Linked DNA regions of Homo sapiens: regions 1 and 3 are each linked to region 2. A link is a contact called in ENCODE Hi-C or POLR2A ChIA-PET data. All regions are on one chromosome and are shown on one strand. Each heading gives the region's core, a stretch centred on a gene start or an enhancer-like site at or near the end of the contact. The rest is flanking DNA. Distances are from core to core; before and after follow the strand shown.

The links. Hi-C counts contacts between places; a loop is a spot of excess contacts on that map. ChIA-PET counts read pairs that join two places held with the same protein, here RNA polymerase II (POLR2A). Pooled maps may share reads with other maps.
Region 1: a pooled map shows a loop between it and region 2 (7-fold over the local background). The contact joins the promoter of SPSB1 here to the promoter of PIK3CD-AS1 in region 2. A Hi-C loop is called at or near these places in 4 of 50 pooled maps. POLR2A ChIA-PET finds 5 or more read pairs at or near these places in 2 of 52 experiments (B cell and activated CD4-positive, alpha-beta T cell).
Region 3: a pooled map shows a loop between it and region 2 (5-fold over the local background). The contact joins the enhancer-like site here to the promoter of PIK3CD-AS1 in region 2. A Hi-C loop is called at or near these places in 1 of 37 single-sample maps with no recorded cell type and 2 of 50 pooled maps. POLR2A ChIA-PET finds 5 or more read pairs at or near these places in 1 of 52 experiments (activated naive CD4-positive, alpha-beta T cell).

What each region holds. Positions count from the first base shown.
Region 1 is chr1:9,290,708-9,294,739 of GRCh38, reverse strand. It overlaps SPSB1 (splA/ryanodine receptor domain and SOCS box containing 1), which reads right to left and starts at 1,846. Exons shown (of 3, transcript NM_025106.4): 1 at 1,669-1,846. RefSeq lists silencers at 912-1,201, 1,742-1,811, 1,882-1,961, 2,012-2,181.
Region 2 is chr1:9,652,503-9,656,734 of GRCh38, reverse strand. It overlaps PIK3CD-AS1 (PIK3CD antisense RNA 1), which reads left to right and starts at 2,149. Exons shown (of 2, transcript NR_027045.1): 1 at 2,149-2,537; 2 at 2,692-4,125. The region is part of intron 1 of PIK3CD (phosphatidylinositol-4,5-bisphosphate 3-kinase catalytic subunit delta); the gene reads right to left. RefSeq lists enhancers at 2,762-2,811, 3,952-4,021 and a silencer at 4,202-4,232.
Region 3 is chr1:9,160,544-9,164,519 of GRCh38, reverse strand. The region is part of intron 1 of MIR34AHG (MIR34A host gene); the gene reads left to right. Among named protein-coding and RNA genes, the nearest start is that of MIR34A, 11 kb to the right of the region's middle. RefSeq lists an enhancer at 266-595 and silencers at 1,526-1,595, 1,746-1,815. Within about 2 kb of position 1,465, at least 31 of the 41 ENCODE cell types and tissues checked have a DNase peak (open chromatin) inside an H3K27ac peak, as active enhancers do.

The DNA.
Region 1 (4,032 bases), core at 597-3,096, 360 kb after region 2:
CAGCCCCCCCAACGAGAAAATTCTTCCAAGGACATCAAACCTTAGTCACCAGGGATGGCGCTTTTACCATGAACACCTGTTAAAACTCAACTCATGACCAGTTTCTGATGCTACAGACTGGAGTGTTTAATTAAATATTACTCACTCAGGAAGCAGCCCCTGCCAACTCACCCCCAAACTGTGTAGTTCATTTTCAGAGAAATGGAGAGAGGAAGAGCCTGCGCTCTCCTCGGGGGCACCAGCAGGGCTTGCCTAGTGGGGTGTCTGTGGCCCAGCATGCCCGGCTATCCAGAACCAAGTAAAGAAATCACCATGAGGAGCAGTACCTAGGAACCAGAGGGCCCCCTGGATGGTCCCCACACACACTCACAGAGAAACACACACAAAGACACACAGACACACACTTGGAGACACACAGACACTCACACATACACAGACGCACTCAGAGACACAGACACAGAGACAGACACAGAGACACGTGTGGACACACAAAGAGACACAAAGACACACACACGCAAAGACACACACAGACACAAAGACACAGAGACACACATTTGCAGAGACAGACACTCAGAGACACAAACTTGCAGAGACACACACCCAAAGACACATACACACTCACACACAGACACACACAAAGACACACAGACATACACAGAGAGGCACACACAAATACACAAAGACGCACTCAGACACACACACACACACACAGTCACTTAGAGTCTCAGGCACACATTGACAGACACACAGACTCACACACACACTCAGAGGCACATAAATACACAGATGCACTTAGAGACACACTCACACACACACCCACATGAACACACAGACACACTCATACGCAGGCACATATTCACAAGGACATGCACAAACACACACGCAGATGCACTCTCAGAGACACCCGCTCTTCCTGCAGACCCGCACCCTCCTCTCGGGGCCGTCCCGTCCTCACCGGAACCTGGACGCCACCGAGCCCAGTACACGCCCGGGGACGGTGACCCATCCGCGGTTCCTCCCGCGGGCCCAGGCCGCCCTTGTTTTTCTGATTTAATCGATTTCCTGACAACCCTCCGGCTCTCCCTCCGCTGCTGGGAGAAGCCGCGGCGGCTCCGGGGCGGCGGGGAGGGCGGCGCTCGGGTGTCCCCGGCAGGCTCCCTGGGGGAGGCGCTGCGGGAGGGTGGGGGCGCCCCGACGGGGGACCGGGCCGCGCCGCCAATCCCGACTCGGACTGGCGGGAAAAGCGAAACTAACTCAGCCGAGCGGGGTCCCGCTTTCCCCGGGCTAAAGGGGGGACGGGTCGGCGGCCCCGGAGCGCCCCAGCCCCTCCTCGGGACCGCAACTCGTTGCGACGGTCCCCGCGCCCCGAGACCCCCGCCGCGCCTCGCCCCGGGACCCCCTGCCCTGCAGCGGCGGCAGCGCGGGGCGGGCCTGGGCCCCTCTCCCAGGAGCCGCGGCGAGGGAGGCGCCCCCGGAGCCACCGCGGGAGGGGCCGCGCCCCGAGTCCCCATCCCGTACTCCACCCGCTCCCCCGCGCCCGGCCCCGCGCCACCCACTCGGTCCCCCAGCGGCGCGATCCCCGCGTCCGCCCTCGCCCGGCCCCCCGCGCCTCCCCCTCCCGGGCCGGTCGCCCACCCATCGGGGTCCCAGGTGCCCCGCGCCGCCTACCGCGCCCGGGGTGCCGCCGCCGCCGCTGCTCTCCAAGGCCGAGGAGGCTCGGGCGCCCGGGCCGCGCCCGCCGCAGGGAGCGAAGTCGCCTCCTCCCCGCGGCCCCGGCCCCGGCGCCGGCGCCTGGAGCCTGGTTCCTGCTGCGAGCGCGCAGGCTGCCCGAGCGCGACTTCTGTGCGGAGGAGAAAAAGCAACCGACGGCTTTAAAGTGAAAAAAAAGAGAAAAGCGCCGGTGGGCGGGGCCGTCCCTGCCCCGCCCCGCCCCGCCCCGCCCCCGACCTCGGGCGCACGGACCACTCAGCACTGCAGGGAAGGCCGGGGGCGCGGGGCGCGGGGCGCGGGGCGCGTCAGCCCGGCGCTGGTTCGGCCGCCCCCTCCGCCCCCTTAGTCCGCAGCCCTCTCCCGAGCCGCCGCCCTGGTGTTGCCGGCCCGAAGCTCGGGTCCCTCCGGAGGCGTCTTTGGGAAACGCGTGGCGCAGGGCCTGGGTTGCAGCCGTGGGAGGCTGGAGTGGGGGCGGGGGTCTTACGAGAAGGAGAAATCTTCGCGGAGAGTGGGGTTGTCCCAGGAACCCCGAGCAAGGCCTCGCCGGCCTCCTCTGAAGTGCCCAGCGGGGACGAGTGGGCAGCCGCCGGGGGTCCAGGGAGCCTCCTGCAGCGCTGTTTCGGCCGCTCGCGTTTCGGTGCCCACGGGGACGGGGGCCTCGGACCTCGAGACCCTGAGGGCGCGGGCACCTGGCATCCGCAGGGCTGCTCCCTGAACAGGTCCCAGCCTCTGGGGACTTGTCCTGTGGCTCTAGCTCGTTCAAGGAATTTTCCTCCCCCTTCCCCGAACAGAGCAGTCACTTGGGACTGGGAAGATTTTAAAGACTTTGCTGTTTTGAGAGCAAAATCTCCTGGCATTCCCCACCCCTCGCTGTGTAGTGTCCATTGAAAACGGTGAGGAGTTAGCCTTTCTGGGGGAGCCGAAACAAATAGCGGGGCTTCCGTAGTTACTGTGTCTTTACCATAACCCAGTACAGTGAGGGTGGGACTAATGACACACTCACTGTAAAGGCGAGGAAACAGTGCCTGGCCCGAGGCCAGCTGTCCAGAGCTTGGAACCCAATTGAACTGTGAGATTACAAAGTTTGATGTCTCTCATTTTACGGTGCTGAAAATCAGTTTGGTTTAGCTTTGTTTGAACTCAGAATAGGATTACGGAGACTCAACCAACTGCCCTGGGCTGGGCGGGCCTGAGTGGGCATTCTGACTTTCCAGGTGCCAGCGGTTTAGGAATGTTGAACCCAGACTAGTCAGGTGGGCAGCCATGGCCAGCAGCTTAGGGGTGCTTCCCATTTAAAAGATCACTTGAGGCTGGAGGTGGTGGCTCTCACGCCCTTAATCCCCACACTTTGGGTGGCTGAGGCAGGCAGATCACTTAAGCCCAGGAGTTCAAGAGCAGCCCGGGCAACAGAGCAAGACACAGACTCTGCACAAAAATTAAATAATAATAATAATAATTGGCCGGGCATGATGGCTCACACCTGTAATCCCAGCGCTTTGGGAGGCTGAGGCAGGTGGATCACCTGAGGTCAGAAGTTCAGGACCAGGCTGGGCTTGGTGGCTCACACCTGTAATCCCAGCACTTTGGGAGGTCGAGGCGGGCGGATCACGAGGTCAGGAGATGGAGACCATCCTGGCTAACACGATGAAACCCGTCACTACTACAAATATAAAAAATTAGCCAGGCGTGGTGGCGGGCATCTGTAAGTCCCAGCTACTTGGGAGGCTGAGGCAGGAGAATGGTGTGAACCCGGGAGGCAGAGATTGCAGTGAGCCGAGATTGCGCCACTGCACTCCAGCCCAGGTGACAGAGCGAGACTCCGTCTCACAAAAAAAAAAAAAAAAAAAAAAAAAGAAGTTCAGGACCAGCCTGGCCAACATGGCAACACTCCATCTCTACTGAAAATGCAAAAATTAGCTGGGTGTGGTGGTACGTGCCTGCGATCCCAGCTACTCGGGAGGCTGAGGCAGGAGAATCTCTTGAACCCAGGAGGCAGAGGTTGCAGTGAGCCGACATCGCACCACTGCACTCCAGCCTGGGCAACAGAGCGAGACTCCATCTCAAAAAAAAAGAAAAAAAAGGTAATAATAATTTTAAAAGAGCATATGACCCCCTCCAGCCACTCTGCAGTTTGAGAACTGTTGTTTACTTGGGAGACTGGTGAGAGCCTCTGGGACAGGCCCATGGGGTGCAGCCCACGTCAGTCATTGCTGAAAATCACAGCTGCCTCTGATGGGTTCATTTCTCCTTGGGAGAGTAGCCCTGTTTGGTGGATTATTCACTGTGTGTGTGGCATCTACCAGACACTGGCATCTCATGGGG
Region 2 (4,232 bases), core at 900-3,399:
CTGACCTCAGGTGATCCACCCGCCTCAGCCTCCCAAAGTGCTGGGATTACAGGCGTGAGCTATCACACCCGGCCCATTGCTGTTGTTTTCTTTTAGTGACAGGATCTCGCAATGTTGCCCAAGTTGTAGTGCCATGGCTACTCACAGGCTCAATCATGGCTCACTGCAGCCTCAAACTCCTGGGCACAAGTGATCCTCCCACCTCAGCCTCCCAAGTAGCTGAAACTATAAGCATGCACGTTTCTGTTTTAAGCCACAAAGTTTGAGGTCATTTGTTACAGCAACCACAGGAGGTTAACACTGGTTGAGCATCCCAAATCTGAAATCTACAACGTTCCAAAATCCAAAATTTTTGAGTGCCATCATGATCAAATACAAAGCTCCTTGGAGCATTTCAGATGTCAGATATTTGGATTTGGAATGGTCAGTTGGTAAGCATATAATGCAAATATTCCAAAATCCAAACTCCACCCCATTTCTGGTCCCAAGCATTTTGGATAAGGGATACTTAACCCGTACAGCATCCCTCCAGGACCAAAAATCCCAAATAGGTCTATCCCTTTCTGCATCTCCTCCTCCCCCACCCTACTCCTGGCACCGCCCACTCTTCCGGCATTTTCTCTAAGTGGAAGCAATTTCCCCCAATATGAGTGAAACAGAAGCCAACCGAAATACCACTTTGGAAATGCCACACCCTTCACTCTGATCACTCCCCCTGTGCTCAGAATGTAATAGGAAGGCCGCGCATGGTGGCTCACGCCTTTAATCCTAGCGCTCTGGGAGGCCAAGGTGGGCAGATCACCTAAGGTCAGGAGTTCGAGACCAGCCTGGCCAACATGGCAAAACACCGTCACTGCTAAAAATACTAAAAATAGCTGGCCATAGTGGCGCACATCTGTAATTCCAGCTACTCAGGAGGCTGAGGTGGGAGAATCGCTTGAACCTGGAGGCAGAGGTTGCAGTGGGCCGAGATCACACCATTGCACTCCAGCCTGGGCGACAAAGCGAGACTCCGTCTCAAAAAAAAAAAAAAAAAAGAAGAAAAAAGAAAGAAAGTAATAGGAAAAGGGACCCATTTCCAGGAGCCCTGACCCTTATCCGAGGTGGTAAGGTTGTGACTTCTGGGGAGGGAGGGGAGTTTCACGCATATCCAGCCAGTGCAGCTGGAAGGGGAACTTTCACAGGCCCTAGGGACTGTGCTGGCCCTCAGGGAGGGGAGAATGGCCGTTATTTTGGTAGGACCCACAGCAAGTCACAGTGTTTAGCTGCAATAAAAAAGGGGGGGGGGCGGGGGGTTCCTGGGTTTTTTATTTTTTCCATCTTGAAACTGGCAGCATTTCTGCTATGATTGCCGGGGATTTCCACCAACCAAACTAAAGACAACTCAGTCTTAGCGTTAACTGTAGGGAGAGAGGTGGCGTTTTGCCACCTTCGCTATTTATGAAACACTGTCACCGGTACCAAGATGACAATATTTTCCTCCCTTTCAAACAAGCCAGGCTCTGCCATCCTCCAGTGGATAGGGCCCTTCCTTGTCTCCTCCATCCCGGGGTACTGCTTCTAGACCATCTTCTCTAACAGCTTTGCTGAAAAACACACTTGTCCCCTGGGGAGTAGCTGAAGCCACCCTCCTGGCTGAAAGAGCTTTTTTTTCTTTTTTTTTTTTTTGAAATGTAGTCTCACTCTGTTGCCCAGGCTGGAGTGCAGTGGCACAATCTCAGCACACTGCAACCTCCACCTCCCGGATTGAAGCGATTCTCCTGCCTCCACCTCCCAAGTAGCTGGGATTACAGGTGCTCATCACCACGCCCAGCTAATTTTTTTTTTTTGCATTTTTCGTAGAGACAGATATTCACCATGTTGGCCAAGATGGTCTTGAACTCCTGACCTCAAGTGATCCGCCCACCTCGGCCTCCCAAAGTGCTGGAATTACAGGCGTGAGCCACCGCGCCCAGCCTGAAAGAGCCTTCTGAAGGTCCCACGTTAAGGAAACATTTGCTGGGGCCCCAAACCCCACCATCAGGCCCACACCGGCAGCTGGCCTCAGGGAGGGCGGGAACTGCTCTCTACACAAAAATGGTTTTGAAAATAACCCAGCCAAAGGGGAATTGCTTCATCCGTTGCACATTCACTTCTCCCTTTCACTGTGCAATTTAAGTAAAACAAGATGAAGCAGGAACCGACTCTCACCATCCCCACTCCCACCTCCATGAATTCCATCGGACAGTTGTGCGAAAGCGGGCTGGCTTTCGCACAACCATTGGTGGACTGTCTGTCCTGTAAGCCCCCCAGGGGCTGATGCCCTCCCAGTCTGCCTGCCCTGTTCTTAGCACAGCCCCTGGCACCCCGTGTGATCTCAGGAAACACTTGCTAAACATGGTATCGGAGGAGAAACGGAGCCCACAGCTTAGTGCAAAGACCTGGCGGCGTGGACTGAGGCTGCAGAAACGCAGAAACGCGCTTTTCCTGCCAGAAGGGGACATCTGCGTGGTCGGGAGTACCTCTGGGGCACGTGCCCTAATTCCAGAAACATCTAAGTGAGTAGTGTGGCCAATGTAGTCTGTTTCTGAACAGGGGCTGAAGGGCGGGGGAAGTGGGGCTCAGAAGGAGGCTAGCTTAGTTGTCTCTGGAGCAGGCAACTGGGTTGTTGTATTATGTTTCTCAGAGATGGGCTCTTGCTCTGTCACCCAGGCTGGAGCGCAGTGGCACTGTAATAGCTTACTGCAACCTTGAACTCCTGGCTTCAAGTGATCCTCCCGTCTGGGCCTCCCAAAGCACTGGGATGACAGGTATGAGCTACCGCTCTCAGCCACAACTGGGTTTTAAGAGCACTCCTCCAGCCCACTCCAGTGTCTTCCATCATTCTGTGAAAGCACCAAAAGAGGACCAAGCCCAGGAAGCCGCCAGCAGGCCTCTCACCAGCCAAGATGGCTGGAATCCTAATATCAAGAAATGAAACTCCAGCAGGCCATGGAAATGCTAAGGGGTTGGCATTTCTGCTCTAGAGAGAGCCAAAGAGAAAGCTCTATTTATATCTCCTTGCGTTTGGTCGCAGCCTCATCAACCAAAAGAACCTTCCGCCCCACTCAACACATCAATCAAATTGGGGAGGGGGTGTGAACAGCAGCAGCGGGTGTTACAGAGGAGTCTCAAGGGTATCTTAGAGGGTGCCTCTCTGAACAGTCGTCCCCTCCAAATCCCCCCCAAGAGAATTACTAGGACATTCTCCTTCCCCCGCAAGCAACGGCACCCCCAGATGATTAAACGCGCTGGCGTCGGAAAGAGCTGGGATCCTGGAGAAACTACTTGTAAACTGTGTGGGTTGGTGAGTTATTTAACTTTTCTGAGCCTTCGTTTCCTTAACTGTAAAATGAAGACAACACCACTCAGCTCCTACAGTTGTCCAGCTGAAATCACCTAGGTAAGAACGACCAGTTCTTTGGGGAGTAATGTCCCGATGGTACCATTCAATTGTCAAGAACACCAAGGCACCGTCAGGCACCCGGGCGGTATCCCACTCTCCTGGAAGAGAGCAGGGGGTTAGCCCTTGGTTTCAAAGTCCCTAGGGAGCAGTAAACCTTCCCCTCCGAGAGCCCTGAGAGAGGAATAATTGCCCCTTCCCACTCCAACCCACGGCACACCCGCCCACATCCACGTGCGGCTGTGCCCAGCATCTCAGAGGTAGGACTTCTCAGGAATCGGCGGGAAGAAGCCCCCTTGATGGAGTCTGGTGGGGTTCAAGATCTGCAGGTCCCACCTTCCAGGGAACACCTGCACAAGTGAGACCTGCCCGATCAGCCCCGCGCTCCATCCGCAAACTGGGCAGATCCCAAGGGTGCCACGCGAGGACCCTGCACCTTGGCCGCTCCAGGGCGCCCCCCACCCGCGACCCCGGAAATCTCGCCCCTACCTGCTTCACCCTCGCCCCACCCACAGCGCACTTTTCGGGACCTCCCAGCGGCCCTTCCCCGGTTCTCTGGACCCCCGTCTCCCCGCCCTGCAACGCCCCCATCCTGGTGCCCACGAAAGGTCGTCCCAGTTCCCCTCTTCTCTACCTCAAAGGAGGAGGTGCAAATGAGGAAGCCTAAATAAAAACAGGAAACTCGATTTTTTTAAAAAGCCTCATTCAGGCTGAATTACGGGTAAGAGTATTTTTTTAAAAAGTCCGGAAATGCAAAGCTGGGGGCGGTTTTGCCGGCGTAACCCCGGCTCGGCCGCAGATCCGGAGCTGA
Region 3 (3,976 bases), core at 216-2,715, 490 kb after region 2:
GTCTCAAGTGATTCTCCTGCTTCAGCCTCCCAAGTAGTTGGGATTACAGGTGTGTGCCACCATGCCCAGTTAAGTTTTGCATTTTTAGTGGAGATAGGGTCTTGTCATGTTGGCCAGGCTGGTCTCGAACTCCTGACCTCAAGTGATCTGCCCGCCTCGGCCTCCCAAAGTGCTGGGATTACAGGCATGAGCCACCACACCCGGCCCCAAAAATGTCTTTAGATATTGCCAAATGTCCCCTGGGTGACAAAATCATCCCCCAAACTGCTGGATTAGAGGCTTTGGAAATGGATTTTCTGTGACCACTGCTTCACCATTGTAAGCTGCCTCTCATTTGGGTGCAGTTTTCTTTGTTCCTTTTCCAAAAAGCTGACCTCATCGGGCCCATTTGTTTGTTTCGTTGACTCACCCAGTCTAACCGCAAGCAGCCTTCCTCCTCTGGGGGATCCCAAATGACTTATCATGGGACTTTGTATGTAAATTTCAAAGATTATTTTCTACTAAATCAGAGGCAGAAATCCTCAACTTCTTTTTTAGCAGCCTTGGTAAATACTTCCTTAGAGTGTTTAAGGGGCGTGCCGCACTCCTGCTGGTGGTCTGATTGTGAACACCTTTGCTGTTCAGTTCCCTGAAATCGCCAAATATTTCCCTCTCCTTTGGGTCTCAGCCCAGTGACTAGCGGATGATCTAAGGGCCAGGGCGGTCTGAGTTGGCTAGTGCACCGGGGATTTTCTTAAGGCCTTTGACCCGGGGACTGGTGTGGGAGGAAGGCAAAGGCCTGGTTGTTTATGAGCAAGGAGGAGTCAGGTCCGAGGATGGAGCCCTTCGGGGTCACTGCCCTGGGCCCTGCCCCTCTCCTGCACATCAGGCCCCTTGGACAAGGCCCGTGTGTTTGCAGGACCCTCTTGGGGCAGCAGAGCAAGGGCTGGCTTTGAGAGAGAGCCTCACTTTTTTGTTTTTTTTTTTTTTTTTTTTTTTAAGTAGAGACGGGGTTTCTCCATGTTGGTCAGGCCAGTCTTGAACTCCTCACCTCAGGTGATCTGCCCTCCTCGGCCTCCCAAAGTGCTGGGATTACAGGCGTGAGCGACCGCGCTCGGCCAGGGCTTCACTTTCAAGCTCAGTGCTGCTCTGAGGGGTGGACACAGCCCTGATGTCAGTAGCTGAAGACCTGCCTGGCCACACTCAGCAGCAGTTAGCCTTCTCCTCCCGCGCCCCGTGAACAAGGCTGTACCCTGGGAGGTTGGGCTCTGTCTGAATTCCATCACAGGTCCTCTCCTGGGCCTTGCCCTGCTTTGTTGCCTCCTTAGGAGGATGTCTTCTGGTTTCCTAGGAAGGGCTTTATATCTTAACATCCACCCTGCATTCAAAACCCAAGTTATCAAGACCACAGGGCACCACAACCCTCCTCTTGGCCTTGCGGTTTCTATTCTTCAGTGACTCCCAGAGGTTTGGCTTGATTGGCAGCTTAGAAGCACATGATTGAACTTGAGCAGTGGTTGAAACTCAGAGTCAGATGCCTGACCCGCCCCAATCCCAGGCACAGAGTCTGACCTCACACCCAGGCTGTGCTGTGTACTCAGTTGTTCAGTATCGACTTGAGCTTGACGGGCATCAGGGGCCAGGGAGTGAAAGGGAAGAGAAGCCAAATCTGGCTGCTAAGGGCTCTCAGTCCTGGAGGGCAGGAAAATAGTGGCCTTGCCGCTAGACCTGATGCCACCTGCCCCTCCAGCTGTACCCCCTCAACACCTTGGGTAATACCTCAAGCCCCACGTCCTCTTCCAAGCCAGATAGGACCCCAAGTGCTGGGTGATCCTTATTGAAGGGTAGGGACAGGAGGGACCCGTGGGATTGTGTGTGCTCAGAGCGGAGTTCAGGGGCACCTGAGGGCAAACTGTCTCTTTGCTCCCAGGGCTGTCCTCCGTGCCTTTACCTGTGCTGGGCCCTGGCAGAGCTCTGAGTCTTCTGGATTCCAGCGTCCATAGTAGCTAGTCTGTCCACTGCTGGAGAAAAGCTGCTTTCCCAAAATAGCCACCCAGGGGGAAAGAGCAGCCCTGGAATTTGACCCTGACGATCACCGTGACGGGGCTGCTGGCCCCACCTGGCCTGACCTCCACGACATCACGGAAGGACTGTTGGTTAGTTGTGGGGGCCAGGATTTTTCCTCTGTCCCCCTCCCCTCTTCTTCTTCCCTTTCTTCTTTCTCTCTGCCAGCTTCAGGTTTGAAATTCCAGTGACACCGAGGGAGATGCTCCAGTGCCTGTCCGGCTGGGGGGCAGGTCACATGGTGGGAGCAGAGAGGGGAGGGCACTTGTGCGCCTGCACCTCTTGGCAGGTGAATGCACACCTATGGAGGGGCCTGGGTGCTGGCAGCGAGCCCCGCTCCCTGCGGCTGTGCCAGGCCCAGAGGCGGCAGCGAGCCCAACAGGTCAGACAGGTGGAGCCAGGCTGGGGAAGCTGCAGGACCAGAGCTGACATCCGATCAATCCAAGGTCCTTCTTTGGCCCACAGAGCAGGTAACCCACCCTTTTCTTTCTTTTTTTTTTTTCTTTCTTTCTTTTTTTTTCTGGTTTAATTCACTGACAACTTTAGGGAACATTTACAACCCGAGAAAAAGGCCATTGAGATTGGGGGGCAATCGCGAATTGTTTGGAGAGGGATTTGTGGTGTTTTGTGTGGAGGAAATTTGGCCTCGGCATTAGAAAAGCATTTCTAATTTTCAGGTCTTTGATTCTGAAAGCAGATTTCTTATGGAGCCTGGGTGCTGGGTGGCATATTGGGGAGGCAAAGCCCAGAAGCCATGAGGGTTTTCCTGTGACTGCTGATGGAACACCGTGGGAGGCTGTAGTTTGGTGGCCTGTTTGCCTCCATAAGGAGGGGTTGGGGCAGAGACAGGGTGGTCGGGGGACTGCTCCGCGACAGGACTTGGCTGTATGGGGGAAGCTCTCCCAGTTCCTATCAGAGAAACACGTGGAGGGCTGGACTCCCTCCAAAATTCAAATTTATGCTACAGGCCCTTACTGGGGCTGGATTTTACTTGGAGATTGTTTGGAGTTTTGAAATCACCTCTCCTGGTAAGAAGACTCGGTCTCCTGTGTTCTTGCCCCCTCTGTATCTTGGCCAGTGATGGTTCCCTTAGACAAATTGATGGGGGATTTCTGGCCTGAGGACAGGAAGAAAAGGAGCCCAGGTCTGTTTCAGTGAAGAACAAGCCCAGGACACCCCACCTGAAACTAGGACTAGTTTTGCCCAGTTTGGCATCGTTGAAAACGCATTTGCCCTCTTCCTTGAACCAGGCTGTGCCTTCTTCTATCTGTTTCCCTGCCATGGAACATCACCCAAACATTTTACTGGGAAGGGGAGGGGTAAGAGCAGATACAATGCTTGTCTGAAACCCCCGTTGCATGGCATTCTTTGCAGGGACAGGACAGGGGAGCAGTTTTTGCTGTTACCGAACCCTTTGTGACAGAGATGCTGTTTGTTAAGTGATTTGCTTTTTTACAAAAAAAATTCCAAGGTAATTGATGATGACACAGTTGCTTAGACTATGGAATATACCAGTTAGGATTCCTTCAGCTGCAAGTAAGAGAAAACCTTACTTAAAATGACTTAATCAGAACAGTAAACATTTTTTAAGGCTAGGTGCAGTGGATCACGCCCATAATCCTAACACTTTGGGAGGCTGAAGCAGGAGGATCCCTTGAGCCCAGGAGTTCGAGACCAGCCTGGGCAAACAGGCAGATGTGGGGTATCTCTACAAACAAACCAAACCAAACCAAAACAAAAAAACTAGCCAGGTGTGGTGGCATGCACCTGTGGTCCCAGCTACTCAGGAGGCTGAGGTGGGAGAATCGCTTGACCCCAGGAGGTGGAGGCTGCAGTGAGCTGGGATTGTGCCACTGCACTCCAACCTAGGCAAAAGAGCAATGCACTGTCTCAAAAATAAAAAAAGTAATAAACCAAGTAGTCCAGAGGTAGG